2 separate regions of the Mus musculus genome follow, and region 1 is linked to region 2. The links are chromatin loops, found by intact Hi-C in ENCODE. Cell type or tissue: left cerebral cortex. All regions are shown on one strand. Links, peaks and the distances in the headings refer to the core of each region. The heading gives the core; the rest is flanking DNA. Region 1 holds the start of Fam204a (family with sequence similarity 204, member A). Region 2 holds the start of Rab11fip2 (RAB11 family interacting protein 2 (class I)).

Region 1 (15,616 bases), core at 2,674-10,673, 280 kb after region 2:
GAAATTAATTCAATTAATCAACTTAAGAGTTAGCATAACTAACAATCTAAATTTAAAAATAAACACCTTTTTTGGAGCGTTTTCTTTTTTTCTGTCTGAATCTTGGCGTTGAATTTTTCTGTTCAGAATTTTTTTTATGCAATTCTTGAAATTTCTATGTAAAAGGAGAAAAGATGTGTGTGTGTGTGTGTGTGACTGAAGATAAACATACAGTTTAAAAAGGAACAGACATGTTAAATAGAAATCCTTATGCTCTGCCATTTCTAAAGCCACCAACTAAGGAATTCTGTTCTTGAAATACTTTAGTCCTCACAACTCTCAGCTGAATTGGGGCATTCACTGGTTTTGATATAAGCTGTTTGATAGTGGAGAATGAAGCTCAATAACTCATATAATTAAAGGAAGAAATAAAGAAATAAACTCCTTTATCATGTTAGGTAGATAATCCTATGAAGTAGATAATCCTATGAAGGTTTTACTACTTCTACTTATGTAAAATAAAACTAGTATCCAACAGTAGAATCTGTTCTGAGGCCCCTCTACTGTCTGTTATATCCCAACATACTTTGCCCACAGCACAGAGAACACATGAACATGCATACTTTCCTAACCACACAAAGGGAAACCTACATTCCATATGTTTAAGGGAATCCCAGAAGGACACTTCTCATATGCATCCGCATCAGCCTCTGTCTCCGTCTCTGGCTGGCCTGTCGGGAAGTCTGACACTGCTGGCTTCGTACTGCTGCCAGTCTTTCCATCTTCCTGTAAATTATGTTCTGAAGGTTCTGGGTTCTCTAGTTTGATTTCATCCTCAGAATCTGATTCAACATCACTTTCATTTAGTCCAGGAGGTAACAGCCCACTCCACATCTTTTCTTCTAATAGGAGAAAGGGAAGGATGAATTCAAACTCAAAGAGTAGCCATGGAAACTATTTTAAAACCACTAACAGATACCACAGGAGACCAATATGTCTGCCAATGACCTAAGGACAGCCAATTTAAACTTTAAAATCTAAAATGGATAAAACAGAACCCTGATTTTCTTAAGTATGGACTCTTCTGCCTAAACGACGCTCAGTAAAGCACTCATGGCTCAAGAATGTCAGTAGGAACTTAAAACAATGTAGTTTTAAATTTTTATTTTGTTTTGTTCTTTTACTAAGACAGGGCCTTACTCTAGAGCCCAGGCAGGCCAAGAATTCCCGAAGACCCTCCTGCTTCAGCCTCCTAAATGCTGCAATTATACACGTGAAACATCACAACTAATTTAAGGCTCAAAATACCATGTTTCTCACTGTGCCCATAAAAGAAAATAAAGGTGGATGTGTCATCTACACTGAAGCATATATAACTTTCAAAAGGCATGTTGTCTAAGAAGCAGGAAAACAAAGAAAAAAAACTAAGTTGTACATCTGTATTTTAAAAGGTGTAGCAGTATGTGCCAACAAGATGGCTCAGCAAGTAAAGGCACTTGTCATCAGCCCTGACGACCTGAGTTCCACCGCACATGGTAGGTGAGAGACAACTGCAAGATGTCTTTTGACCTCTATCTATGTGCTATGGCATGGACACCCACACCCATACACATATATAAATGTAAAAAAATATAATTAAATAAAATTTTAAAAGTGTGGAGGTAAAAGAATATATCCTAGTTTTAAATTTTACAGTTTGGTAAAATTAAATGAAATATAAATCTAAAATTTTAACAAGCATACAGCTCTCTTGAGTAACAATAGTATGTATTTGGGAAATAAGTTTAACATAGTATTTGGCATTATCTGTATTGCCCAATGGTATAATCATTAAGTTTCATGAAAATGACTTTTAGAATTCGTGTAATCATGTGCAAAGATTATCAAAGTTTCATTTGATCTCCATAATACAGCCTATTTTTTCCATACAACTGAGCCCAAATTGATTGCATTTCTCATATTTCATCATCAGTGAAGAACAGAAAGCTATCTTGCTGGGTCTCCTCATTCTCTGCAGGTCACAGGTATCAGGATCTCTGCATTACTCTGAATTACATATTTCTTTTAAGGACCTCCTCAGATTCAAAGAAGCAGTATTTTTGTGTTTTAGGATATGTTTATCAGTATTTGACTTTCTGAAACATTCTCTTGCTTTTTAAGAAGACTCAACTGGACTCCTGACTCCAGTTCCTCTAGAGGAAGAAGGAAATTACTTAACAACCCTGATCCTCAGTTTCTTCATCTGTGGCACAGGATAATTACACTGGTTCGTCTGAGGATTAAATGAGATACAGTACTCCACAGCATTCAGGAGGCTCTAGGGGCTCAACGTTTAGTGTTAAAATTTAAAAAATAAATAAATAAATTTGAACTGTGCGTCAAAAAGAAAAAAAAAAAAACCAACTGTTCAGTGGTTCTTGCTATCATTTCTGTGGCCATGAATGCATTTTTATCACTCCTAGTATGGACGAAGAACCCATAAGATACCTCTGAAGTTTCTAATATTTGAAGCGTTTCATTTGTCAACTGATACGAATCATGTTCCCCACCCTGATCTGCAGTCTGACACGAAGCTTCTCTGAATAACCTTGTGCTTGGCCTTCTGAATAGAGCAGTAAAATAAGAGGCAGACAATCAGACAATGAATGAAACTCAAATATTAATGTTTCTCACTTATAAAGGTTTGCTCTAAACTACAGTGTGTAACTTTCCATCCAGAACATAAGTTCAGCTCAAAGTAGAGACCCCCAAATTATAAGTGTTTTGACTTATAAAACCTGCATCTCCTCCAAGCTTGGTCTTAGGTTTTAAAAGACAAGATGAATGAAGTCTTGAGATACACTGTGAAATGAGCCAGCGAGAACAGCGTAGTGAAGCATCTGCATCACCTTTAGGTTCGTTATCTAGTTGAGGATGTTAAAATTAACAATTTCAGGCATTTTTTAAGCATGCCTGGGGCCTACTATAGAAGAACTGCCCATGGCAGTTCACTGCACGCTAGATACTCTCAAGAGTCTAGGAACCAAAGTACACAAAGGAGAACCAGGAGCTTCACAGACCAGAATCCGCACCGCAGCATGGAAATGTCACTCGGCCTGGGCCTTAGACAGCATGGCAGGCTGCTGTTTGAGCACATCTGGAGTTTCACAATCTATATTCTGGACATTCAAATGTGATTCCCCAAGGAGAGCGGTCTCAGGTACCCTATAGAAGGTATCATTTCCTCATCAGTTTTCAGGCAGCTACCCAGTTTTCACGGCTTTTTGAACTTTCTCAAAATTACTCTTATTGACTGATGATAAAGCATTTAATATGCTGATACGGTATTTTCCTGGTTTGACAGTTTCTTAAATGGACCTGAAGAAAGAGGAAAAGTTAAAAGATCCTCCAAATCCATACTACAAAACTCAAATAAGGTTTGTTTGTTTGCTTTTTAACTCAGTTCCTTAAAATCTTTAGTCACATATCAGTTTCCCATGATACTGAGGGAGGGGGTGGCCCAAAACAAAAGGAAAACAAAAACAGATGTAAGGAAGATTAAGGTTTCTGCAGATAAACACAGGTAACTGCTGGTAACGAGCTTGCCTAACACAGCGGTCCAGTTAAGCAGCAGCTCAACTGTAAACTAGCCAGTATGGAGAGGCTGACTGGTAATTTCTGCCTTGGGCTCCTGTTTGAAGACACTGTCTTTCTGCATATACATGTCATTCATACATTTTCCAATTGGTGTCATATCTGGCCTCCTGTTATTCCTGTTTGGGATTCTCAGAAGGGTGATTAATTCTTTGAAGTGTCTCTTTCATTCCTTTCAGGTTATATGTCTTTAAAATTCCTAGATTAGTCTCTGAGAATATTCACTCAGCCATTTTAAAAGGATGTGGAATACCAGACAAACAGAAACTCAATTCTATGTAGATTATAGCCAGGCCCATAGCACAGAAAATGAATTAACTTGTAAGCTTTCAGTTTTTAGCCTGTAACCCAGTATTTAATTTAATCATATCCTCAAGGAAGATGTAAATGAGCCACATTTCTCCTTTTTTCTAAAGTTTGAAATATCACTTCTTCATTTCCAACACTTCACCATTGCAGTTAGGACTTTTCCCATGTACAAACTATTTTGTGTACAACGTGGGACATATCTTCTAGTTCTGGGCAGACATCATTTGCTATGAATTGAATTTCTAAGTCTAAATAAAGAGGGTTTCTTTTACCCTCGAAAAACAACCACAACCATTACTGAGCAGACTCTGGCAGAAAGCAATGCATTTAGAACAAAGTGGTTCAGCATCTGGTAATCTATGTATTCTTAAGAAGTTTTATAATGAAAGTACTGAAAGTCACTAAGCTAATTATCAGTTTTTGTTTTTTTTTAAATCCAGTATTTTACTTTCCCCCTGGTAGCACAGTATCATCTACCTTTAGGTGAGAAACCCTAAATCCAGTAAAGTATATTCTTTACCTGTTACCAGAGATGTTGACTATACACCTCATTCTCTACAAAAAAAAAAAAAAAAAAAAAAAATTAAAATTAAAAAGGATTTAGTAAATACCATCTTTTGAGATACAGAAACCATAGAGATAAAAAAAATACCAATTATAAAAGTTCTAGTTTGTGTCAGATCTGTAGAAGACTAGTTATAGAGGTAAAAATAGTCTTGAAAGTCAGATGACTTCCATCCTGAGCAGGCCATTGTATTTGCCTGGGTTTTCGTTCTTTCTAAGCTTTAAAACGAAGGTATGGTCAAATACCAGTGCGATGGTCTCACACACACCTTTAAAATGTTTATGATCTTAATGGCCTCAGAGTCCTAAATGACCAGAGCTGCTTTACTCTTTGATCAATATAAACGCAGCTTCTCTCCTCTACCTCACTAGATGATCAGTTTTCAGAGGCTCTGCACAGGGTCCACTGAAAAGGGGCAGGAAACCAAGTTACAACAAAAGACAGACAAGCAGCAGGAGAAAAAGAAGGCAGACCTGTCACACACCACACACAAACCAAGAGGCAGGCACTAATCTTCATCACAACACACATTAGAAACTAACAGCAACTCTTTCTACAACTGGCCAAAATCATTGTGATCCAGTTACGCCTGACAGCTTTAAATTATGAACTTTTAGAGGGCAAAGTTGGTGGCGAATTCTTGGAGACAAAGATTTGGGAGACAGGTCAAATCTAGGCAAATTTTACTAATAATTTTTTCTGCACTTTTTGCATATGAAAAAGGGGAGATATTATACTAAGTAACACACTGAGAGTCACATTTAGAGATTTGAGAAATGTATTTCTAGACCACAAAACTGGTTACAAGCAATACCCAAAGGATAAAATCTGCGCATCCAACAAATTTTCTGTCTCTACTATGCCAGAATTTAAGCTGCATTTCCATCAAGTGGCTGTCTTATGTATTCGATTTTAAATAATCACAAACATCTAAATTTAATCCTATTTGTAAAATAATTATAACCGCCATCCTCTAACCTATAAGAGCATAATAAATAGTTCCTGAACTTTGGAACTAGTTAACTGACACACTTTTAGGCTTAAGATTATCAACATTAATGTAAATGTCTTATTTATTGTTAGAAAATGTGTTCCTTTTTCTTAAAACGACACAGAAAACCCGAGGGGAGTCAGGGGCCTCAGTTCAGATATACTTCAAATAAGTTATTTATTTTTTGTATTTTTAATCTTAAGGATAGGTGAGTTTGAATTAAAACAATGTTTACAGCCAAGGCTTGGAACCCACTTTCCCCCGGGACCCTCTCTAACTTGTGTGGAAAGATTTTAAACCACGCAATCCATGCCACTGTACAAGTACTTACAAAGTTCAAGACTGAGAGGGTGGCTCTGAAAGGCACACCCCTTCCCGCACGGACAACCTGGAACTCGGCGGCACTCACCCGGTGCGAGGCCGCACCACCTTCAGCTCTCCAGCCGCGTCAGAACTCGCATCGGGACGCCGGCGGAGCGGCGAGCCGCGAACCTCGCTCTGGTCAGCCGCAGTTGCTGTGTGGGCTTTCGCGCTCCTCGCTGGCCCGGGACCGGACGGCTACCTCACGACGCCCCCGGAGCCCAGCGGCGCCCGCCCGAACCCAGGGTTTTCCAAGCCCGCTTCGGCAGATCTGCGAGGACGAGCCGCCCCGACTCCTGCGCCGCCCTCCCTGCCTCGGAACACAGCCCGACAGGCCGCCGCGAATCCTGCCGCCAAGTCGCGCCTCGCGAAGCCGAACTTACCAGGGAGGAAACAGCGGCTCGGCGGCCATCTTAGAACCCCGCCAACATCGTGTCTTCTGATTGGCTCGGGCGGATCAGCCAATCGGCTGCGGCCGTTCTGGCTCTATGGTCGCCCAGGGAACAGCCTGGCTTGCCTAAACGCCTCTGCTAAGAGGAGCCTGTTGAGGTTTTGTTTTTGTTTTTTGTTTGTTTGTTTGTTTGTTTGTTTGTTTGTTTGTTTTTCTCCTTTTCCTCACTTTAACCAAGCGATTTTTTTTTAAAGTTTTGTCCTTTCCTCGCTCCTTTCCTGTGCTGGTGAACTTGGCTAAAGAAAATGCTGACTTCGATGCCCACCTGAGTTCAATGGAGAACTGTAGATGATCTCTTCAAGGAAGGCTTTGCTTCCTTCGCTTCCTCGCCACCCCTCTCCCCAGCCTTTCCTATCTTTTTGCGTATATTTGAGTGTCCACTGTGTTCCAGGCCTCATGCAATTCTCAACCGGATTCCAGTTCTCCAGGGACTTTCCAGTCTGGTTGACCGAATCAAATCCAGCTAAGCACCCCCTACTCAGAAGTTGATTTACCAGGCTGGCATAGTGTATAGGTCCTGATGAGGGGTTTACCGGCGTGTAAATGAGGAAAAGAGCAGAAATTTTCACCATGTGAAAACAGTAAATCCAGGCGATGATACGGGGATGAAGTAGGACCACTTCAGAAATGCTTCCATTTTCTGAAGTACTGTTCTGTACTCAGATTATGTTTCTATTTTCTTGTGATGGTTATATAAGAAACTACAGGGCTGAGAGATAGCTCAGTAAGAACCTAAGTTCATTCCACCCTCAGAATCCGTATTTTAAAAGCCAGGCATGGCAGCCAGCACTGTGGATGCAGACAGGCAGACTAGCCTACGAGGCAAGCTCTAGGCCAGTGACCACAAAAGACAGGTGGGCAACCCCTAAGGAACTACACTTTCGAGTTGTCTTCTGACCTAATGCACATGCATTAGAACACATATATGGCACATGCACATACAAAATACAAAGCCTTGAACAAGTTTAAAAAAACTTATGAAAAATTAAACTTTGCAGAATTGATTTGAACAAACAGTTGTTTCATGAATAGACTCTGGCCCAGTCAAAGTTCAGAGTGTTCCATCAGTGAGCAAGCAATCTTTGTAAATTAAAAAAAGGTAAAAAGAAACATATAATACTGTGGTTGGTCATATCTTAGTATTTACCTTATAAAAACATGGTGTGATCAGCTGTCATACTGACTGGCTAAAAGTCAACTACTATGACTGACTAAGACTCAGCAACACGTTATAAGAATACTAACATACTCTTAAGTGAAGCTGCAGTTCAAGCTATTTAGTTTTTCAAAGGAAGGAGTTGGTTGTAGGCCAAACTTAATGCACACATGGCTTAACTTACAGTAATTTTCACTTATTCACATTATGAACAAGAACCTTTTAAAATATTGTGATGTACAAAATTCTTGCCTCTATTCAATAATGTGAATGGATTAATCATTATTACATATTTAATCCTAATATTTAAACATACATTATACCCATGCATTGTCCAATAACTTCTGGAAGATATGCAAGTTTATGATGTAGTGTTCTAGAATCATGATTTGATAAGTTTGCATGACGGAGGATTCCTTTCAAGCATTCCCTGATTCTAGGGAAAAGCATAACTATCAGCATTGAGCAGGTAATTGCTGTGTCAGTTTGCTGTGAGTTGCTATAACAAAATACCACAGACTGGGTATCTTAATCAATGCATTTCTCCAGCTCTGGATTCTGCAATGTCTGGCACATGGTCTTTTCTCTTGGCTTGTAAGCAGCTACTAGCTCAGTGTGCTCACATGACCTAGTTGAAACACAGTTTAGGAGAGTGCTCTGAAGCCCTCATAAGGATACTAATGGGACCAGGTCAGAGACACATTCTTTTGATTTTACTTTGGTTACTCACTTAGAGATCCCATCTCCAGATATAACTATGTGATGGATTAAGGCTTCTACATGGATTTGGGGGAAAACTATATTTATTCCATAACAACTGCTAGAGGCAGAGGAGTGACCAGAATAGTGAGGGGGCAGGGAAGAAGCTATAGCATGGGGTAGAAAGAAATAATGCTAGCATGATTAGTCCCTAGTTTTTTCTACATTCATCCCATCCATGAACGCTCATTACTTACTGCATGTGATTGTGCATTGGGTAGAACTGGAATAAAAATGCCAAAGATGTACAGTCTTAGCATATATACGTTTATATACATATATAATTACATGTATGTTTTCCAAATGTTAATATGAAATGTCTTAAATACCCGCTTATGACACTAATAAAGTTTGATAATAAACAAAAAGCCATATCTTGGATTTTTGTTCTGGCTCAAGACGTGAAGCTGTCAACTTCTGCATATTATGTTTTGCAAATTTTCTAAGGAAACCATCAGTGATTTGATTTATTTTAATCAATAAATTTATCTTCCCTCCAGAAAATTCCTACTCTGGAAACCTGCCAAGCCATGTGTTTTATGAATGAAATACTTGTATTTTTGAGATTTCAGTGAAACGTAGATTTGTTGAATACTTCTTTAGTAAATCATGGTGAACTATGCCATGCAGCTAGTGAATTGTGCTGGAATTGCATTGCATCTGGCACTAATTTCAAGCATGTAAGTTTCATTTAAATTTCTCATATCTTCAAAAACACAAAGCGGTTTTTCTCTGCCAAGGAACATTACGGTTTATGAACAGTTTTCCCTCATATTTAATATTTTTAGTACAGAGATTAAAAGTCACACCCATGATATAAAAGATGAATTGTGGAATTCTTTTTGGTAGCTGCTAAATCTCTGATTGATGGAAATGTTCTCCAAATATAATGAAGTCCCTCAACTATTTCTCATTTGGATAAAATGAATACTACTTTGTTGAACATGTAATAAATGTGATTCTTGCTGAAACTGAGAAAGAATAATTAACTTTCCTCTATACAAAGTACTTCTTTTTCAAAATTGCAAAAATATGGTCTCCTGACTTATGTAGAGAAATTGAAACCAGGGAGTTCTAAATCTCATAATTATGTTGCTATCCATCATGATCGAGAAATAACAATTTATCTGGTTTTCTTTTCTACATTTTTCAGAGAAAAACATTTATAAACAATGTTAAGCCTTTCAAGAATACAATTAACAACCAACACTATAATATCTGCAAGAACTGACATCTGAGGAAAGAAATGTTCTGTAATATAGGGTATTCCTTATACCAAGAAGCACCTTTTACTTATTGTTCATGTCTAATACTTTCAAATTCTTCAGGTCTAATGGGGAAAGACAACAGAAGAGGGAAGTTTAAGGAGTACTTGTGTATGTTTATATTTTGCCTTTAGTATCTTACACAGCCCTATGAGGTAGGAATGTATAGATAAGAGTTGAGGTAAATTGTCTAAGCCATACATCCAGTGATGTACAGAAACAAGATAAGGCATACAAAGTTAACAATCGACACAATGGACATGCTGGACCCTGAGTTTCTGCTTCCCCCATCTATTATATACTGCCTCATAAGAAGAGGTTTCTTAGAAATCCCAGCACAGAACAGTCAAAAGTGTAAACATCTGAAATGATCAGTGTAATGACATAGCCAGTGAGATTTCTATCTCCTTTCCTATTGCCATACAGTGGTGAGTGATCCCAGCCTATCAGCAGCCTTCAGTCATCCCTGGTTTGATGCACTGAAATCTGTTAGTCTCTCCCTCTTCTTCTTAACACTTTCACTTTAAAAGACACTCCATGACCCGCTTCATCTCTCTATGGGAAGCAATGTGTATCAAGTATAATAGGAAGCCTGGTATATGAGACCTTGTCAATAAGTAGTTTTCTGATACATAAACACCAAGGAGCTCATGAATGTTGACAGATTGCATTACACTGTTAGCACCTTTCTGGTTTTTGCTGTATGTCCAATGTCATCTCTGTCTAAAGTTTGAGGATACAGAAGTACATGAGCAGGCTTGTTAAAATCTTGGCAGGGGTGAATGAAAGTGTATTAAAGTGAAATGGAGACTATGACTTAGGAACATCTGTGAACAAACAGTGAGTTCCTGGGATAACACGACTTAGTGAAAACCTAAGAAATCAGCTTAGCACTGGGCATGGCGATGCACACCTGCAACCTTAGAAACTGGAAGGTGGAGGAAGAAATATTGCAAGTCCACAATCATCTCGGGATGAATAGCGGAGACCCTATCTCAAAAAATATTCTTGGGCTAGACTTGGAGCTTTTCCAAAGACAAATGTTCAAGCTCTAGTGGATTCAGTGGAAGGATTTATAGGATTTTGGTGAATGTTAAATAACCTTGTGCATTTGAAAGGTAGACTTGGAGCTATGTGAAGCAACATACTTTGCTAGAAGACCATTTCAAAAGAACTACTAGCACCTAGATAAGTCCATGGAACAGAGGGTTAGGGGGATTTTGAACACCAACTTAAATATTTCACCCTTCATTTTTTTTATTGCCTTCCACTCTAGTTTGCATTTCATTGTAACTGTGAACGCGTTTCTTCTAGTCATATAAATTATAAAACGTCATTAACTAAACGTGACAGCCAAACACCCTCCATTGTCAGCTGTTTACCAGATACGAGCTGCTTTCTATCTCCTGTACCATATGGTGATCTCCATGGCTTGGTATCTTGATCTGATTAGGGATAATGAGGGGGTGAGGGGAAAGGCAGACACTAAAGAAGTGACAGACATAGGGACACAGAGAAGCTGGATCAGTGGTCTGTATGCACTGTCATGGAATGGTACTAATTACTGCAGCAACCCAATCTCAGTCTGCTTATTTTCTAAGCCCAGAGGGGAGGACTTAGCTAGTTTTAGTAGGTGGGTCTCTGTAGGCAACAGTCTTAGAGAGTAAACATGCAGGAGGAGGAAATTGCAGGTACTAGATATGTACACATTGATGAGTTGTAAACACTTATACTTGCATATGCTAGACAATCCTTTGTGAACACTTGTACTTAGACCCCACTATGAATTTGCCAATTTCTTACAGTCTAAGGCTTTGGTACTTGACATGGCCACGCCCATGTCAAACAACACAGGACTTCAGTCACTCTTACACCTCCCCTTATCGCTTTCCCAGCTCTCTATAGGACTATATCCCTGATTAGTTCTAAACCACAATAAAGCTGTATCAAATGACTAATGTCCATGCAAATGGTCTCCTCCTAGGACTCTTGGGGACTGAGTCAATATATTTTCCTGGTGCTATTAAAAATAATCTATAAAGTACTCTCTGAGTGTCCTTGTATTTTCATAATCCATAGTGATTGCCAGTTTTGCTTTCTCAGCCAGAATACTAACTCTACTGAAGAAACCATATTTGCTAAATTGAGGGTATCCCAAGTGATCTCATATAACCTCACTCTTGCTATACTCTGTCTTAGAAAGCTTTTCAAACTATTTTATGTGTTAGTTTCTTGTCATATGAAAATACGACAAATTGCTTTCTCAGAGGAAGGGATCAGCTAAGTATAGGCATACTATCTGGAAACCTATCAGATAACTCCAGTGTAGCTTGTTCTCCACCATCTTTCCAGTGACTCATAAAACACTCTTCCTAGGATTCTAACAACCTTACAAGCATGGGGGGTGAAAGGACCTACCTTTTGTAAAAAGCTGTAAATGTTTAATGAAAAAAAATTCTTGTGTGTGGCCAGAAGACCCATTCAGAATCTTTTTCAAAGTCTGTACTATTGAAAGTATCAGGGGAAGGAAAATCATGTCTGATTTACAGGTTGTTAATTGTTTTGTTTGCATTGTGATGTGGTATTGTCTTCTAAGCCCCGAGAATCAGGTCAGCCAGAATACTACCTCTACTGAAGAAACCATATTTGCTAAATTGAGGGTATCCCAAGTGATCTCATATAACCTCACTCTTGCTATACTCTGTCTTAGAAAGCTTTTCAAACTATTTTATGTGTTAGTTTCTTGTCATATGAAAATACTGATATAAACTATGATCTAAGGAAGTTTTTTTACCTACCTCCCCCAAATCTTTATAAATTATATCAGTACATGCATATATGCTCATTTATGCACACACAGACACATATCATTTGCAACCATCAATACTCATCCCCTAGACAAATGTTTACATCTGCTTTCATTTATCTCTACTCTAAAGAGTTTCCTTTAGCTTTCATATAGAGTAAGTCCGTAGGCACCAGAGTCTCTTGATTTTTCTATTATCTGAAAATGTTTTTATTTCTCCTCATTTTTCTCAAAGTTAACACTAAGATATAATTACACACGCACCTCCTATTATAAACTGTGAGTTTTAAAGTATGTATGTAGTCACATAAACACTACCATAGTAAGGACATGGGTAGTGGTTCCCTCTGTCTCCTCTATATTGAAAAACTTTCTACCTCACAGCTCCTATAAACAGCCGAAGTATCTTATAGTTTGACATTTCCTGAATAGATTCATACAAATAAAAGCAAATAGCAGTAGATTATTTGTTCTGACCTATTTTATTTAGCTTAACATGGGCGAGGATCATCAAAGTTTCCGTATGTATTTCGTTGCTAAGTAGCAGTCCCTGAGTAGGAATCACATCATTTATCTATTCACCAGTTGATGACTACTTGGACCATTTTGGAGTTTTTAGCAGTAACAGTGAAAAAATGCTAAGAAACACTCTGTGTAGATTGTGAGTGATGTGAATAAAGATTTCACTTTCTCATAGGTAATACCCCTGCATAAGTGGTTTGGGGACTGTATGATGAGCCTAACTATTGAAGGAATTGTCAAGCTTTTTGCTAAGTGAACATTTCACTGTGCATTCCCCATCAGCGATCAGCAATATACAAGGAGCACCTATTGCTTTACAGTTTGGGGCCAGACAGAACAGTCTAACCTGTTTGTATGTAGGAATATCTAAGAATGACATTAATTTTAAGATCACTAGTGCTTTATAACATCTATGGCTTTGGGTTGTGATTTTTACACTGGGTTTCAAAGGCTGTATTTTAAATTTATGAATTTCAATTTCCTGATATTTTTCTTTTGTGGAATTAGGGTGTTTGTGTGTGTGTGTGTGTGTGTGTGTGTGTGTGTGTGTGTGTGTGTGTGTGTGTAATAAAAGAAGTTTTTGCCTTATTCAAGGTTATAAAGATTTTTTTCTGTTTCATTTATAGATTTTTTTTATATTGTCGGGTTTTAGATTCATGAACCATTTGGGTCAGTTATAATATTCCTATATAGTAGAACTCGAAGCTCAGTCTCTGGCACCCTCATCTCCAGTTGTCCCAGCAAGATTTTTTTAAATGTCTCCATTCAAGCTGCTTTGTATCTTTATTGAAGATCAAGTTAATAATATGAAATGTAAATATATATTCTAGACCTTAAATTCGGTTCTATTGATTTGCCTCACCTCCAATACCATACCAATCTTGATTACAGTTGCACTATAATACATTGAAACAAAGTAGTGTGAGCCTTACAACCATTTTTGTTGTTTCAAAATAGTTTTGATCATCTTCGTTTTCTTTTTTATACAAATTTGAGAATTTTGAAATTTCTATAAAGCAACTGTGGAGATTTTGGTTGAATATATGTCATATTTGTAGATTAGTTTGAGAATTGATAGCAACGTTGTTGAGACTGGAACTCCCTAATTTGTCCCTTTGTATTATTTATCTCTCAGTGGAGGTTTCTTATCTTTTCATTGTCTTACAGTCCTTTCTACCCTAAAAAAATAATTGCTCATTTAATTCAAACATTGAAATAATCTTGGAATTACTATTTGTTGGTTTTTATATTGAAAATGTTTTGTCTCAGCAAAATGTCTCAACAGGTGAAGATATTTACCATCTAGTTTTTCTGTCAATACAAGATAGATACACCCTAAAAAGAGGAAATTTTATTTTGCTCATGACTTCATAGCATATTTCAGCTCATCATGGCGAGGTGTGTCTGGCAGATCAAATCATGGTTGCCAGGAAGCAGAGACAGGAAAGACTCCCTCGCTACAAGGTTTCTTTTTTCTCCTCCGTTTATCTGCAGCCCGGTGACAATTTAAAACTACCTGCATTCTGGGTGGGTGTTAGAGTTTCCTTTTGTATTGCTGCTATAAAATACTATGACCAGAGCAATTTAAGGAAGGAAGTTTGTTTTGGTTTATGGTTCCAGAGATGTTCATAATGGTGAATAAGGCATGGTATGCCAGCAGAGGCAGGAAGCTGGCTGGTTACATTTTCATCCATACATGGGAAGAGGGAGGGAGAGAGAGGGGAGATGGAGTGAGGGGGAAGAGGGAAATAAAGACAGAGACGAAGACAAAGAGAGAGAGAGAGACAGAGAGATGAGGAGGAGGAGGAGGAGGAGGAGGAGGAGCAGGAGGAGGAGGAGGAGGAGAAGGAGGAGGAGGAGGAGGAGGAGGAGGAGGAGGAGGGAAGAGACTGAGATAGAACAGGAAGTAGAATGATGCTATAAATTCTCAAAGCCCGCCGCCCCCACCCATGTGCTTTTTCCAGTAAGGCTGCATCTTTTCAGAATTCTATAACTTCCCCCAAAGCACCACCAATTAGTGGCCAAGTATTCAAATATATGCATTTATAGGAACATTCCTCACTCACAGCAGTCATCAGCCTTAAGTTGCTCTGGTCATAGTATTTTATAGCAGCAATACAATAGGAAACTCTAACACCTACCCAGAATGCAGGTAGTTGCTCTTCTCTGGAAACACCCTCACAATACCCCCAGAAGTTCACTTTAATGTTCACTTTAAATGTTCTCCAAAATGCCTTTCTATCCAATCTGTTACCACAAATGATTTGAATTCTATCTCGGAAATTGTGAATGATGTGTGGCAGAAACTCTGGATTACAGTACTTTCCTTCAAAGAACGTTGGTTGGTTACCACAATCAGGAAGTTAATTTGGCGGAACCAAATGTACCAGCTCTATGTTTTCAAGAAATAGGAGGCAGTGCAGATTTAAGTTCTGCTTCTGTTTGTTCGTTTGTGTTTGATTTGTTTTTTTTTTTTGTTTTGTTTTGTTTTTTATGGCCTAGCTGTAAAGTTTTGCTGGGTTTTTTCTTAGCTGGATTCCTTGAGAGCATGCCCTTTACTTGCATGGTACTTGGTCAACCCAGAGATTAGGCCATTAGTTAAAAGTAAAATTTGCAATCACATTCTCTTCTTTCCAAAAGTCTCCTGTGCATTCTAGCAATAGTTATTGGACCAGTTCTTTCCCAAGTAAGACCAGACTTCACTAAGTCCTCTCCAGCATGCTGACTTTATCCTGACTGCAGAATAAGACCCAGAAATAGCAATAAACTCACACCTTACGGTCCTCCTCTATCAAAGTGTCCAATCTCTCCAATATCTAC
Region 2 (15,616 bases), core at 3,018-11,017:
AAATAAGTAAATAAAAAGAATATAAAATATTCATGCATCTAAAAGGAATACTTATTATTTTCAAGTACAAGGTCCCCCAAACGGCACATGTTCCTCCTGGTGAGCTTACCTTGAAGATGGCATTATAGTTGAAGCCCTGAATTTTGCTGTAAACGGGTTAGTTGACTCATATTCAAAATAGTCCTGCCGGTTTTCACTAAAAGCACTAGGTGATTTCAAGTCACATGGGCTATCAGATCCACCATTGTTCAGCTTGTCAGGTCTCCTGCTATCTCTCTTGCCAGTCACTCTTTCAAAGAGGCTCACCTTCTCCCTTTTCTCTCTCTTACTTTCTTTCCTGACTTCAATTGGTTTTGAGAATAAATTCATGCTGCTGTCCCATGGCTCACTGCTTTCTTCAAATGGATTCTTCTTCCTTGGCAGTGTTGCAAATTTTTGGGGTAATGAAGCAGTCACATTTGTAAATGGGTCACTCTGTCTTCCAAAAGAGTGTTCACCTTCATCCACAATGCTGCCAGGTTGGTTCAATTTAGAAGTATCAAAGCTTAGTGTTCGTCTGTGTGGAGACTTGAGACTTCCTACAAACATTTTTTCCCATTAGTAGGTGATGGGTGACATATGCTGTTACACTATCTGATACATTCTGCTGCTTCAGAATGAGAGCAATTAACAAGATATCAACCCTCAAAATAATCAAAACAATCTTAAAATTAGGTAAGGGGTATTATAAGTAGATGTGCTATGATACTATATTTTTAGACAATTATATTACTATCTTCTTTGGCTCAGAACCGATCACATGAGAAAAGTGTAAAATCCATCCAAAGGGCCTGCTCTCACAATCATACTGAAAAGTCTTAAACTTTTCCACCATTAGAATCCAATTTTGTTTCCTCTGAATATAGAAATTTTTCTAGAAACACTTGTATGGAATGGAATATATGCTACAGGCTCTTTTTCCTCTTTGGTGTGTCCATGGATATGCGTGGAGGCCAGAGGTCAACCAACACTGTCATTCCTCAAGAACTACCCATCTTGGTTTTGAGACAAAATCTCTTACTGGTATGGAATTTCCCAAGTGGTCTTGGCTGACTGGCCAGGGAGCCCCGGACATGCACCTGTCTCTACCTCCTCCATTCCTGCCTTACTGTCTCAGTGTGCATTTGGGTGTCTAAGGAACTCCTCAGATCCTCATGCTTTCAAGGCAAGCACTTTGCCAAACATTTCCCGCTGCAAGCTTTTGAAATGGAGAAATGATAACAGAAAAAAGAGGCCAGGCCACAAAAGAAGGCTAGGATTCATTTCTCTACCACATACAACAAAAATATAGATACAAGCAAGCATGTCTCCGGTGAATCTATCAATTAGGTGTTGGGAGGTACTCAAACAATCAATGACTGGCTTTAGAAACACTACTTTTCATTTTCTATCTTTAGAAGTTACACTACATAAAATAGGAGAGAGGAAGAAAGGAAATATGGCACCACTTACCACTTTCTGGAACAACTCCAAAGGAATCTATCTGGCGACTGAGAAGATGTGTTGGACCCACAGTGCTGGACTTCAGCTTCTCAGAAGATAAGTGGGACCCAGTTAAATCAGACATCGAATGGGCAGAAGAGAGCCGCTGAGGACCCAAAAGAAAAGGCTTTTTTGGTTTGGATTTCATCTGCATTTCACCACTTGAAAACTCAGGATTGGCATCAGGCATGTGAGTGCTCGGAACGATGGCAGAGGACGTATCAGAAAACACCCCGTCGCTTTTCCTCCCTTTCATCTTATCTTTTAATTTTGCAAAAGGTGATCTCGTCTTGTCCTTCATTGACAAGTCAAACATGCTTGCTGTCATGTTGTTCCTCATAAATTGAATATTGACCTTTATCTCACCCCTGTTTTTTATTCTTTTTCCTTGTTTGGATTCTAATCTAAACCACCTTAAAAAGAAGAAAAAAAGTTGGTTGTAACAAGTAATGATGGCAGTGAGCATTATATCCAGGCAGCATTTAAGTAAAGTGACCACACATCTGTCTACAAACTGAATGAAAACCAGTCAGCTATAGGTTTCTAGTTTTACTCGCTGTTTAAAAAGAAAGCAAATCAAGCCAACAAATGGTCTGATTTCTGCAGAGTGACACACACCACAGGCGTGAGTCTGTGGAGGGGATGGGAAGCATTTTAGATAAACCTTCCCCTCATAATTCAAAATTCATCATCAAAAATTCTTATCAACAATAGCTAATTATGCTTCTATATAGGACAAGTGTTACTAATGGCCTAAGGACATGCTTAACATTCAAAGATACTGAGCCAGAAACTTTGAAAATAATTCATTACTTCTAATTATTTCTGAGTACCATAAAATGACAAATAATGATGACATTTGAACAAAATATTTAGTCCCTATCCAAAAATATAATTTATATAAGTAATAAAAGAACTTTATTATTTTATTAATTTTATTAATGAGGATAGTACATAGTTTGTTAAATAAGTACCGTTACTTATGTTTATATAAAATGGATCTAACCCTTTTCCTGACTATGTAAAATTAGTAAAATGTAAGAAGCGATAAACAATAAATCTTGTGAAGTTTTCAAAGAATAAAAAGCTCAAGTGATTCCTGACAGAAAGCTATTGACTGTGAAATAAAAAGGACTTTACAAACAAAACCAGATCCCAGCTTTCAGGCACTTCTTGCATCATGCTGCCAATTTTTAAGTGAACTATATAAGAAGCAGGGCTTGTTTTGGTTTTGCTTACAGTATTTTTATCCACATGAAATTCTCTAGTTGATGATGCCACAGGTAGTTACTCTACAGGAGAAACAACCCACACCTGCAGCATGCAGCCACAATGCTTTCACATCTGAGTGAAAGTGATGGGGTCTGAGGCCTGTTATGGAGACATGCTGTTATTTAAATACAGATCTAGTCTCTCTAGTGTAGAGAGTTATCTTAGCCTCAGGTCAACTCTGACCAGATTTTATATCACTTCTTTTTGTTTGCCAACAGGATAGCTAAAAGATTTACTATACATCAAGTGAAGGAGGGGCATACAAGAGAGACAGACAGCTGGTGCACAATCTATATCAGCCCCATGATGGTGGCATGTTTCTTTGATAAACTGAAATGATTCGATCAATTAAGAAATATCATACTGATGCCAAAACAAGCATTTTCTTACCACAGAATATTTTATCAGAGAATGAATATTTTATGACCCTAGACTAAGAAAAAGTTAGGAGATAAATCTAACCAGGCTTACAAGTAAGAAATGACAGTCATGAACTGTGGAATGGAGACCAGCAAACAATAAAAACATGAGTTCTCAGAACACCTCCAAGTGACACAAAGCCAAACACCTCAGCATCAACTTAGGGATTTGGGAAACAGCCATTTTCAATGGCCTGAGAGATACTTCTGATGGGTGATACCTGAGAAATACTCAAAAATCTATATGGAAAATAAGCAAACGCTCTTTGTATAAATTCACATGCCTCCCCGAACAAGCAACAACAATAAAAAAAGGATATGTAGAGTTTATAACAACTTGATAAAAGCCAATTGGAAGAAAATATATCCCAAAATGGATCTGGGTGAAGATGGCCAAAATTTAGTATTTGAAATAAGAACCCATGAATTATGTCGTCAACACTCTTACTTTGGTGATGAAGAAACTGAGGCAAGGAGAAGGCAAGCCATTTCCCCAAGTCAGATGGGAGCCAATGAGGAAAACATCTAAAGCTGATGAGAAACATCTGCAGGGAAATAGAAACTCTTCCTTACTCATGAAGCACATGTGTTAATAAGGTTGGCCACATGGCTGCCACACATTACAGAACTCTGTATTTAACCAGAAAGCACGGAGGTAGAAAGGGGAGTCCACACTCTCCTCTCCTTCTCTCAGAGAGGGGGTTGGGGGAAAGGGAGAGAGAGAGGGAGAGGGAGAGGGAGTGGGAGAGGGAGAGGTGGAGGTGAAGAGAGAGCACAAACTCCTTTAGGACAGAGTGTTTTACACTAAAAACTCACTTCTTTATTTCTAAACCATCTTCATAAAATCAGCAAGATTCAGCTCCAAACATGAGTGCTCTGTAACATTTTAGTTTTAGTAGGAAACCCTGAACACCTATGCAAGCTTTAAAGAATAAAGCAACAATACATTTGAATCAAAGTGTAAAAAATATTAATTTTCCTCCCCTCCCCCATAAAAACAACAACCAAAACAAAATCCTGCAAAGAACTCTGATAAACACACTGATTTATAGAGTAGCCTGACAAGTAACTTTAGCTGTTCTGTTTTGAAACCGATCTTAATGAGAACATCAAGAATCCTGAAATAGTGTTTGTTTTCCCAGGCTTCAAAGGGACAAATGAAGACACAGCACTTGGGAGTTGTTGGATTAATGCCGATTCCTTTCCACCTCTGGAGTGCTAGGCTGAAATGGTATATGGCTTCTGTTCAATTTTCAGTGGGCACAGGTCCATGTCCAAACTACCACACATGTGGGAATGATTCCCAAGCAATTGGTGCTGTGTGGTCAGAAATGGGACAAGCCTGGCAATAAGGAGGCCAGAGGCCAGGAGGCAGGTGCAATACACACGTGTGTGCGCACGCGCGCGCACACAGACACACAAACACATCTATATATGTGTGAGTCTCATCTAAGTCTAGATTCTCTATTATTAATTTTTGAGAGCATTGAAAGAAAAAGAACATCACCTATTTGGATTGTTAAAACAAAATCAATGGATATTACATAACAGCATCAATGATTTTCCCATTCTATTATTAAACACTGTGTTATTTGCTTAAATCTCATGCCAGAACCAACCCAGACATCTATTAAAGAAGGCTAATGCAAAAGTTCTCTTTGTGCTCAAAGGATTTGGCTTGGGGCCTCCCCAAACCCCTCCTTTAAAAAGAAATAATAAAATTATATATATTACACACACACACACACACACACACACATATATTCAAAGTAGAAAATAGGTTAAAATAATAGTTTTAAGCATGATACTTTTTGCCTCTTATGACACAACTTGATGTAAACACTTGTCGTTTTCACTGTCAAAAATACAAAGCTTCACACCCAGCAGTTTCGTAGGACATCTCAATCAGCTGGTAGCCTTCATCACTCATTCCACTTTTCCAAAAAACACTTGGGAATATGCTGACAAGGGCTAGCAATGCGCAGCATATTAAATACCTTTCTTTTAATACACTGGTGGCTCAAGTCTGTCTCTTACTGTGCCACATGTGCAGCTGGGTTGGAAAAAGGAAGCTATTAAATATATTAAAAATCTAGAAATATTACCAATAAAGATACCTCATCAAATACACAGTTCCCATTTAGTCACCCGCACAAAACAATAAGGGTTTAATAACATGAAAATCTCTTTGTGTGCAGTAACATCGCAAACCCTGTTGATAGCATTTCAAAGCATCTCCCTTCCAAAAGCTGTCCTTGATTTTATAGACAGACTACACTGTTAGAGTATTGTTCATGGTCTAGTTTATTGTAACTGCAAAGCTGCCAAAGGCGGAAATAAAACAAGAAATTTTTAAAGGGCTACTTCGTTCTCAGCATCTTTGGATCTACACTTGGGCCTACTTAAATTTGGGAATTTACGTTCGAGTGGTCTGCAGTATATTACCATTAATATTAAAAGCACTTTTTAAAGCACGGCAAAAAATTTTGAAACTGTAGATGCTCAAAACCTCACAGTCAAAACACTTTAAAGGGTATACACTAGATCATTTCATAGTGACAATTTGGGACAAATTATTTGGTTATTATTCATTTTTTCATTTTAAATCTGATGAAGAATCCCTCAGAAGAAATAACATGCTATTAAGTATCAGGAAATTTAAAAATCATTAAATATACAACTTAAACTTCTTCTCCTCCCCCCATCCTCATTGAATATTTACCTATTTTTTTTCTTCTTGCATTTCTAGTATTTTTTCTTACATACACTAAATCTTAGGTAAAGACTTTATTCAAAACAAAAACAATTCTTATTAAATGAAGTTTGCTGGCAGGTTTTACAAAGGAAATAAAGACAGATAAAAGATCACTATACTTGTAAGAAATTAATGTGAGCTTAAAGTTATCATTGCAAAAATAGTGCTCTAAAGGGTAGGTAGATGAACATGCATCAGGACTGGGTTTTGTTCTTTTTTTTTTTTAAGCTACTTGGGAAAAGTGCAGTCCTCTGATGAGTTCCCTCAGCCCTCTTTTCACAAACTCCAGCCATCTCAATGAGCCTTCAGGCCCATTACAAGCTCTGCGTGTAAGGTAAGCGTGTACAAGCATGTAAGCTAAAAGCAGGACAGCAGACCTACCTTTCCAAAGATGCTACTTGTTTCAACTTAGCACATAACATCCTAGTGTTGATTTGAATTTTGATTTCTTAAATTAAGTATATCTAACTTAGGCTAGAAAGTTCAATTTCAAAAGCCATGTTTTCATCGAAGAAGTCATTAAATCACTGCATCACAAGACTGTAATCACTGTCTCTGATCTTACACAACAGCTTTGCTGAACTAATTCTTCAGTAAACAATAGCTCCACTATACTGTAAATTCAAAGGGAAAATGTCAGTGGGCTCAAGACTGAAGATGTCTGTGCAGACTTCCAAAACTTTTGTTCTTTTAACAACTTTCTACCCTATCAAGAAGTACTGACCCTGAAAACTGGTGGAGCAAAAATAAGGCCAACTGTTTCCAATGCTGAAATAAAGAGTTCTAAACCTAGTAACTTATCTTTTGACACCCTTTACTAGTAATTTATTTTTTTAACAGTGCTCAACAAACATAGACCTAATGGTACGCATATATTTAATTTTCTGGTTTTCTAGTTCATGCTCTAGGCCTCTTATAAAAAGTATTAAAACCCAGTGCAAAATATTCCACTAAGAGCTCTTAACCTCACACAGAAATGAGAAAAAAAAATGGTTTACTAATCACTCCATTAAAAAAAAAATCAGAGTAAAGGCTATTTCCCTTCAAAGTCATGCAAAGAGAAGTGCTTAATACTGGATCCTATTTCAATCCCAAAGACCAATGCCTCAAATATACTATGTTCAAGAACAGTAAATCCATATATCTTTAAGTACCCAAAATTCAAAATAAATTATATAACTTACTCTGTTTTCCTTCTTTGTTTGTCCTCAAAGATGTCATTGAGATTGATTGCCACCTGCCCTAAAAACTTATCCAGTCCCACCAGGGACCTGTGCATCACTATAAGAAAAAGAATGTATTTCTCCGGACTACCCTGCATGAGCAACCCAGGCAGCTCAAAGGAGGCCTCCTCCTTCCAGACCGGCTCCAGGGTTTTCTCTGCTACAGATGTAGAATACTTCTCTTTGCCCAACTGAATTATGGTGTATGTGTCATTGGTACCACTTTTGCCTTTTGGCTTCAGATCTTTAGCTTGGAGCACTGTGACCTGCACGTGGGTTGGAAACCACTTTTGGGCTTGCTCAGACAGCATCATTCTGGGTTTTTTGTTTTGTTTTGTTTTTCGGTTTTGTTTTTTGTTGTTGTTGTTTTGTTTTCTCTGCGCAGAGTTCAGAAGCGCAGGCAGAGCCCCTCCCGCGGGGAGAGCCCCGTACCCTGATCACTGCATCCTTAAGAGCACTTCAGTGAGCTGGGCAGTCAGGGCTGCCGCGAGGTCCCTAAGGGCTGCTGTCAGGAGGACCGGTAGGGAGGCCGCCGCCGCTGCTGGGGTCCCTTTCTTCCGTAGAAGCACAGGGGCCCACATCACCTCCGCGCCTTCCGGGCCTCCGCGCGCAGCCCCGCGCCCCGCTTCGCCGCTATCCTGAAACCTGCGCCCCTAGGGCCCGGCCTCCGCCCCGCGCGGCCCGGCTCCTCCTCCGACCCGGCTGATACGAACCGTCGACGGCCGTGGGGCCTGGCTCCCTCCGCCCGCCCGCGCGGCCTCGCCTCGGCTCCTCCCCCCCAAGAGTGGCGCAGGCCTGGGCGAGCGGGGCGGAAGCGGCCGACCTGGACCGGTGTCGGAGGGACGCGGAGCGCGGGTGGCAAACCGAGGCCGGGCGGTGTCACCGGGTGAGGCCTGGCCAGCAACCCGCGGCTCCTAGCGCCCGGCGCGCGGCGGCCGCGCCACTTCCGGGTTGGCCGTCTCCATGTTGAGTGGGGCTGCGCGAGGGGCGGGGCCGGGCGGGGTTGGGGGTCAGCGCCTCCCTGGTTGCCTTGACGACGGGGCGCGCGGTGCGGGACGCGGAGGCTGGGATGCGCGCGCTGGACGGTGGGTGCTGAGGTTCCAACCTGTCGGTTGCAGCGGGCTGGGGAACTGTGAGCCCGCAGAGGCCGACAAGGGGTTCTGGGAGGCGGCACTGGGCCCTATACACCGCCCGCTATTGGGAGAGAACCGGTTTCCATCTTGGAAGGCAGAAATCTGTTCCAGCTGTGTGTTCAGTCCTAGCTGGGCGCTGGTGTCCTTTAATGGTGGTAGTTCTTCTTGAGTGACAGTTCAGACTTCGTCCAACCGTTCTCCATCGTCTTGAAGAGGAAACCTTCAACTGACTAAAGGGACCTCCTCCTGAGCACAGACCAAAAGCAAAGGATGCAGATAGATTCCAAAGCTTAATAAAGATTCTCTTGCTTAATAAAGATTCCCTTGCTTAATAAAGATCATAGACGCTTTGGGATGGCGTCAGAAGACCAGGCCCCCATGCCTGCCACCATAATTCTACGGAACTATTTAGTCTTTTTTCCCCCTTTCTAAGTTGTGTGTATGGCGTCCAAGTCAAAAGCATTCCCTGAGCGCTCACTGTCAAGTCCTCCAGGAATCCAAACCCCAACTTCATGGCCAGAGAGGACAGGAGTACTGTCTCTGCTTTTCAGTCTCAGGAGATGCATACTACCTCTGTTGACTTTATTTCTGTCCATGTCTGCCTAGGAAAATTCTGAAGCTCTTTGGACTGCACTTCCTGGCAGCACATCCAACCTGCGGCCAACAATAGCTATGAATGAGGCCAAACCCAACCTTAAATGCTATGAGAGTATTTAACTGCATTGTGCTTTTCTTCAGGGAGAACTTTGCAGACAGACAACAGCTCTCCAAGCAATGTCAAAAGATTAGACATCCCTGAAGGACTTTAGAGAACTAAGCATTAAACAGACATGCTAACCAATCTGTTGACTGACTAAATGCTTTTCTCCCTTTATGGGACTAATTTTGAGAATAAATATGATAGATAGGAATGTGCTTTATCCAACTTAAAATGGTCATAAACTGTAAGGTATTGGGTTTATTATTATCGGGCAAGTTTTAGAACTTCTGTTATACAAGCTGAGTTTCCATCCCGGGGAGAGCTGAGTTTCCATCCCGGGGAGACAGTGTTTGAAAAGGCCATGTGTGCAAAGCAGAACAAAATCATCTCACTGTGCACATAGCATCTGGATCCCAGAGCGGGCAGTTGTCAACTCTAAAGAAAAAATATTTTCAGGGATTTGTAAAGAGTACATTGGAGCAGTCAGTGGTGGAATTTCACCAGCATCTCTAGAGAGAAATAATATGACACCTGAAACTTGTAGAGAAACAAAATAAGTGTTTTGACATCCAATTTAAGCCTAGTTTTATAAACTGCATTTCAAAGGTTTCACATTTCTATTAGAGGTTGTAATTAAACAATAGGCAATTATAATAATGGATTGTGTTTTTAAAGCACTTACAGTGTTTGCTAAGCTTTATTAATGGTTATAAACTTGTTTACAAGTATCATTCCCCTCATTGTTGAAATGCAGCCATTTCTAGGGTGGAAGTTGGCTACAGCAGTCCACAGCAACGCAATAACAGGCTCCAACACAATGCAGAAAATGCTCTAAATTCAAGCACTGACAATTGATATTGTCCTCTCTTTTATCACACCTACATTTGAGTTTTTTCAAAACTTAGCTAGAGCCAAAATTGTTTAATATTGCTGAGTAGCAAGATAGGAATTCGTGACATAATAGTTTTAAGTCTGAATAAGAAAATAGCATCTTTTTGCTCATGGGAACCAAATGAACACACAAACCATAAGAGCCAAAGAAAGTCTAGAATTGCATTATAAAAAAGAAGCAATTTCCTAGAGTGATTCCTTTTTATTGCATCACTACATTCAGAATATAAAAGCATGTCGGCTAAGCCAAGAATATGATTGGCTCATATGAAAAAATAATATTTATATAAGACCTGAGATCAAAGTGCTCTACTAAAGTGTTCAGGTTTTTGTAAGTTTTAAAAATGATTTTTACCACTTTTAAAGTGTATGTGTAGTTATTTTTAAAGTTGGGAAGATCATATGAGTGAATACAGAAAACCCCAAAATGGAAGACAGCTACTTATTTTTAAATTTCTTTTTCTTTTTTGTTATTAGTAATGATATGTCCAGAAATCTTTAATGCAATTCTAAAAACAAGGCAGTGGGGGTAAAGGACATATTTTAGAGGAGGAAAAGGTTGAGAATTCTGATTTTATATTGTAAACACTTGATTCGGTGAGAAAAATTTGACCAGAAAGTTAAAGTGATCACAATTGTCCACCACATGCACAGCTCACAAGATTCCATGGATGAAAACAGCAGGTACTGCGCCTTTCAAGACAGCTCCACAAGGGAGTTTATTCCTAGCACGTTGGAAGGCTTTCCCATTGAACATCCACATCTCTAAGCTCGCATCTTGTGGCTCTCCTGTAGGACAATTATGAACACTCAGTATTTAAATAGTCCACTGGGTCCAGCGTGTTAATGCTTTAGCATGCATTATGTAATGGGTGGTGTGTTAATTGTTTTCCAGATGGAGATGGAGACGCTAAAGAGAAGCAAAAACCTTTTCCAGGGTATTGTTAAGACCTTCAAACTTCAGATACAGACACTCACTGAATGCGAGCGCTTTACTTTAAGTAAGAAATTATTTGGCACATCGAAGCCTAACAAGGACTCGCAAGGACTAGTGTCGGGGATTTGAGAGGTTGTTTGTTTCATTTTCATCACTGCACTGATTAATCAGTCCTGTGGAGTCGTGAGGACTTAGACTGTGATACATGAGAGGCAATATGTTATGTAGCGTACAAAGCCTGGGCCAGAAGCCTGGCTCTGAATCCCATGTTTGCGTATTGCTGGCTATGTATCTTTAGGAAGAAAATTTCCTTCTTTTAGCCATCTGTAAAATCAGAGTCTGTCCTAACAAACACCAGGGCATCTCCTCCCAGTCCTGATTCCAACTAGTCCAACTGTAGCACGAAGAAGCAAATTGCATTTTAATTACCTAATTGGGTACAGAAAATATACTAAAGCAGATTTCCTTTTTATGTAATTTATTAATGATGGATCCCCTAATTTGGAAGGAATAGATATGTATATATGTATGTATATATCTCAAGATGTCCTGTGTATTCTCTTCCCCCAAATGAAAGCAATTAATGATCAGAGAAAGGAAGCAAATGTAACTCTAATTAATTGGCCCTTCTTGAGGAAATCGACACCAAACAGCTCAAGATTTGGAAGAAATTACACACAGGGCAAGTGGCTTGAAAAGCCTTGAACAGTTCCCTTATAGCCATCAGTATAACTTCTGTTATCGGCAGCTTCTTTGAACTATGAAGAGATGCTGGGGAGGGCAAGAAATTGTGAAGCAGAGCACACATTTGCACATAAGGACGTTTCATGTAAAAGATTTTCCATTTCTTGATTATGGTCTCATAATATTATGTCAGACAACCTTTGTTCCCTCAACCAAATAGATGCATATGAATTCATATAACAGGAATGTATTCATGACAACTGCTATATGGTATTGGACAAGATGAATAAACCCCATTTGATCTTTTGTCCTTCCAAGGAACATTGAAATTGTTTCCAATTTTTAGCTATCATAAACAACGGTTTGTAGATGTACAAATTGTCTCCTTATGAGCATGCACAGAGAGTAGGGGTTTTTTTTGTAATAATACCTCTCTTTTGAAAATATATTCATTTAGTTATTTAATTAGTTATCAGATGGGAAAAATACCACAGCACCCAAGTGGAGGTCAGAGGACAACTTGCAAGAGCTGATTCTCTTCTTCCTCCACATGGGTCCTGGGGAATGAATTAGATCATCTGTCTTGTGGACAGACACCTCTGCCATCTTCCCATCATACTTGCCCCTAATACCTCTTCTTTAATAAGAATGAGTTTTGTGAGTGACGATTAAAAGCCCATAGGCCAACCAATCAGAAGAGCTGAGTCATACACCTGGTTCTACAAACCCACAAGCTGTAGGTAGACCTGGTTTTTTTTTGTTTTTTTGTTTTTAAAACAAGCAAAGAAAAAATTCCACCTAAGCTTTGAAAGCACCTTCTAATCTCAGGATTCTCAAAGTCCTGCTTTCTGAAAAGTAAGAATTGTTGCTCTTAAGTTCTCTCTCCTCTAATCTCAGCTGTCCCGTGATGACTCATCTTAAAGTGTTCAGTCTTCCCAGTGTTACCTCTCACTTGGTTTAGATAGAGGTCAGCAATGATTGGAATCTCGGTTATTACTGAATGATTATTATTATTAAAGCGACTTTAACCCACTGTCCTCACTGGCAAGGAGGCTCAGTGAGTAAAGCAGTTGCTGTGCATGCCGGATGAGCTAAGATCAATCCCTGGAACCTAATAACGGTGACAGGAAAGAGCCAACTTCATAAAGTTGTCCTCTGGCCTCCACATGTACAGCACATAAGTGCACACACACACACGAACACACACACAAATTTGAAAACATTGGTTTATTTGTCCTTGTGCTTTGTAAAAAAAAAATTTAAAGATCTGCATGGAATGTATAATATTTCTAGACTCTGAGTTAGTCTGGAGAATATTTAACTGTCAGGCTACTCTCAAAAATATATGATGTCTTTGTTTCTCACCCAATAGGTTGTGTCTGCATTTCTATTTACTGAATCTTTAAATGCATTTGTTTTGTTTCATCTTATTTCTTTTATTTTATGATTTTTTATGCAAATCCAAGGATGGAGAGATGTTATTTTGAGTCAAACTTTTCTTGTCCCAAGGCCAGATTTTAAACCATCTCTTCTGAAGCAATGTTCAACTAAGCTGAACAATGACCTAGTCCATCTGAATATTTGAAAACAAACATATTTCAGCTTAGGGCATGAACTTATCACCTTTGAAGCACATATTAACTGTAATATGGAAAAGGACCATCGAAAACTTCCACTACAGTCATTTTGTATCGATCAGAAGGATCACAGCCGCCTGGAGAGCTAAGGTTAAGCACAAGACCGTCTGCAGTGTTGTTTATCTCAAGATGTAACAGTGCACTTGGAAAGCAGGCTCTCCATGCCTTTTCAACAACTCTTGTACCTCAATTGGCTGTAAACATTACCTGAGCATCCTCGATGTGATGCCAGGGCCTAACTCTGCTTTAGTGTGAGCACAAAGACAAAGATAAGTGACTGATTTGCAACCCTCAGAAAGCGGCAATCCATGGTGTTTGTTGTCCATAAATGGCAGAGAGACTCAAGGGTATTAATGGACATTATCTGTGGAAAAAGAGCCATCCAGGCCTTCACTAACCATTTTTACTCCCGTGACAAAAAAAAAAAAAAAAAAAAAAAAAAAAAAGATGAAATGCTAACCGGCCCTCTTTTGTAGACAACTGTTGGGTTTTCATTCAGGAGATCAAAGCAGATCCATCACCTCAATCAGCATTAAACATGTGTTACAGAGCTGAGAACAGTGCCAGATGGAAAAGTCTTTTATAAACAAAAAGAATTTATTAACTATGAAATTTTATCACGGTTCAGGTTTGTATCTATTAAGTATGTATGCATTAGTATTCACACATTTTCTTCAAGCGTCAATGTTTGCTTAAAATGATACAAGTTGAACAGATTTAAAAAGCAAGAAAATCCTAGATTGCCATCATTCAAACTATATCAAAGCCTACTCAATCTTATAAGGGAAGGCACTTACAGAAGAAAAAATAATTCAGCGGATATGGAGATAAATCTCTGTGATGAGCTGAAACTGATGTCTGTTGCAAAACCAAAGAAAACACTATAAAACGAGGCTAAATTTAAATTTATTCTGGGAGGGCAAACCCAGTGACTTCTTGGAAACACATGCCGTAACAAGCTCATGTGGTTATAAGGCTGGTAATGAGTTGATAACAGCTTTCACCATCTATGCCTTTCTCATTCCTAGTAATTGGCAGTCTCTTGTGACCTTCTGGTTTCAGGCAAGTGCGAGGTGAGCAACACTTAGATCCTCAGAAAAGGAAAGGGTACGGAAAGCCAAGCCGATTTGGACAAAAGAGTCAGTTCCTATTCTCCCATTTCAAGGTAGACAATAAGAAAGAGGTAAAGGCCAGAGTAATGTGAAGGCCAAGGCAGAAGAACTGTAAACACCATGAGTTCCGCTTGTGCTTAACAGGGCGTGAGTTCAAGGCCAGTCTAGAATTCAATGTAAGATCCAGTCTTTTAAAAAGGGGTGGGGCAGAGAATACAATGGATAAAGTCTAGACATTGAGGGTGGTTAAAGCTTGCTAATCTGCATGGCCATATCCAGCAACCACAACCAGGGCCAGGAGTGGCTAATAGCACAAAAGACCTCTGTATGGTGCAGACCACATCAGATCCTTCTCTAGGATCTTTAGTTAATACAGGTAGCCTGTTTTTAGACCTCATCTTCTTGGAAGAAATGACAGGTACTCTGAGGTGAGTTTCAATGTTGTTGCGCCTCTTTGTGCACTTAGGATTGCATTGCACCAGGAAACTATTCTTTCAAATTGTACTTAAATTGTGTTTAAATATGCTGGCAGTAAACCTCTGGCATCAGACTCCCAAAGTTTGGTCTGGCGCTGACTAAGTTGGGCTGAACTGAATGTTCCTTCTTGCCTCTTTGTGGAGCATTTCCCTGCTGGCCATGACACTGGCAAGGACCCCCACAGATTGGCATAAAGGGTACTTCAGGCTGGGACCTGAACAAAGACTATGATGGGATTCCTTTTACCTGTGACTTGGTTTGTCAGGGCAACAATGGGGATGGCATCTGTTGGGCTTTTCCCTGAGCCTCCCTCAGCTTCAGCCCTGACGTGAATCTTAGTTTTTGTTCCCTGGAGGATAAGGTGAAGGAAACTGAATCTTCATTTGTATTCATGTAGGGCAACAGCTACATACCACTTTTTTTTTTTTTTTTTTTTGGATACCTTACTTTTTTTTTTTTTTTTGGTTTACATTTCAAATGTCCCCCTTCCCAGTTTCCCCTCCACACTTCTTCCCACCTCCCCTCCCCTATGCCTCCCCCCTCACCACCACGCCCCAGTCCCACCTCACCACTCTAGTGTCTGTCCCCTTGTGCCTCCACAGGACCAAGGGCCTCCCCTCCCATTGATGCCAGGTAAGGCCATCCTCTGCTACATATGCAGCTGGAGCCATGGGTCCTTCCATGTGTACTCACTCTTTGGTGGTGGTTTAGTCCCTGGAAGTTCTGGGAGGTCTGGTTGGTTGATAGTGTTGTTCTTCCTGTGGAGTTGTAAAGCCCTTCAGCTCCTTCAGTTCTTCCCCTAACTTTTCCCTTGGGGTCCCCATGCTCAGTCCTATGGTTGACTGCGAGCATCTG

What was found. Peaks named below come from ENCODE experiments on the same cell type or tissue, not always from the same donor. Only the 100,000 strongest peaks of a DNase experiment are listed, where the experiment ranks them.
Region 1: a loop joins it to region 2, with 6 times the contacts of the local background. A loop is called at or near these places in 7 of 42 quality-filtered maps.

Annotation. Positions count from the first base shown.
Region 1 is chr19:60,220,424-60,236,039 of GRCm38, forward strand. It overlaps Fam204a (family with sequence similarity 204, member A), which reads right to left and starts at 6,278. Exons shown (of 8, transcript NM_001358273.1): 1 at 6,221-6,278; 2 at 631-881; 3 at 67-154. The coding sequence starts at 873. In left cerebral cortex, for the core only: no CTCF peak of the experiment used is centred there; DNase peaks (open chromatin) are centred at 6,275 and 6,592; H3K4me3 peaks cover 1,641 bases; H3K27ac peaks cover 618 bases.
Region 2 is chr19:59,935,497-59,951,112 of GRCm38, forward strand. Rab11fip2 (RAB11 family interacting protein 2 (class I)) reads right to left here and starts at 7,868. Exons shown (of 6, transcript NM_001033172.3): 1 at 7,152-7,868; 2 at 1,492-1,934; 3 at 110-578. The coding sequence starts at 7,504. In left cerebral cortex, for the core only: a CTCF peak has its summit at 7,855; DNase peaks (open chromatin) are centred at 4,460, 7,412, 7,945 and 8,198; H3K4me3 peaks cover 1,900 bases; H3K27ac peaks cover 1,406 bases.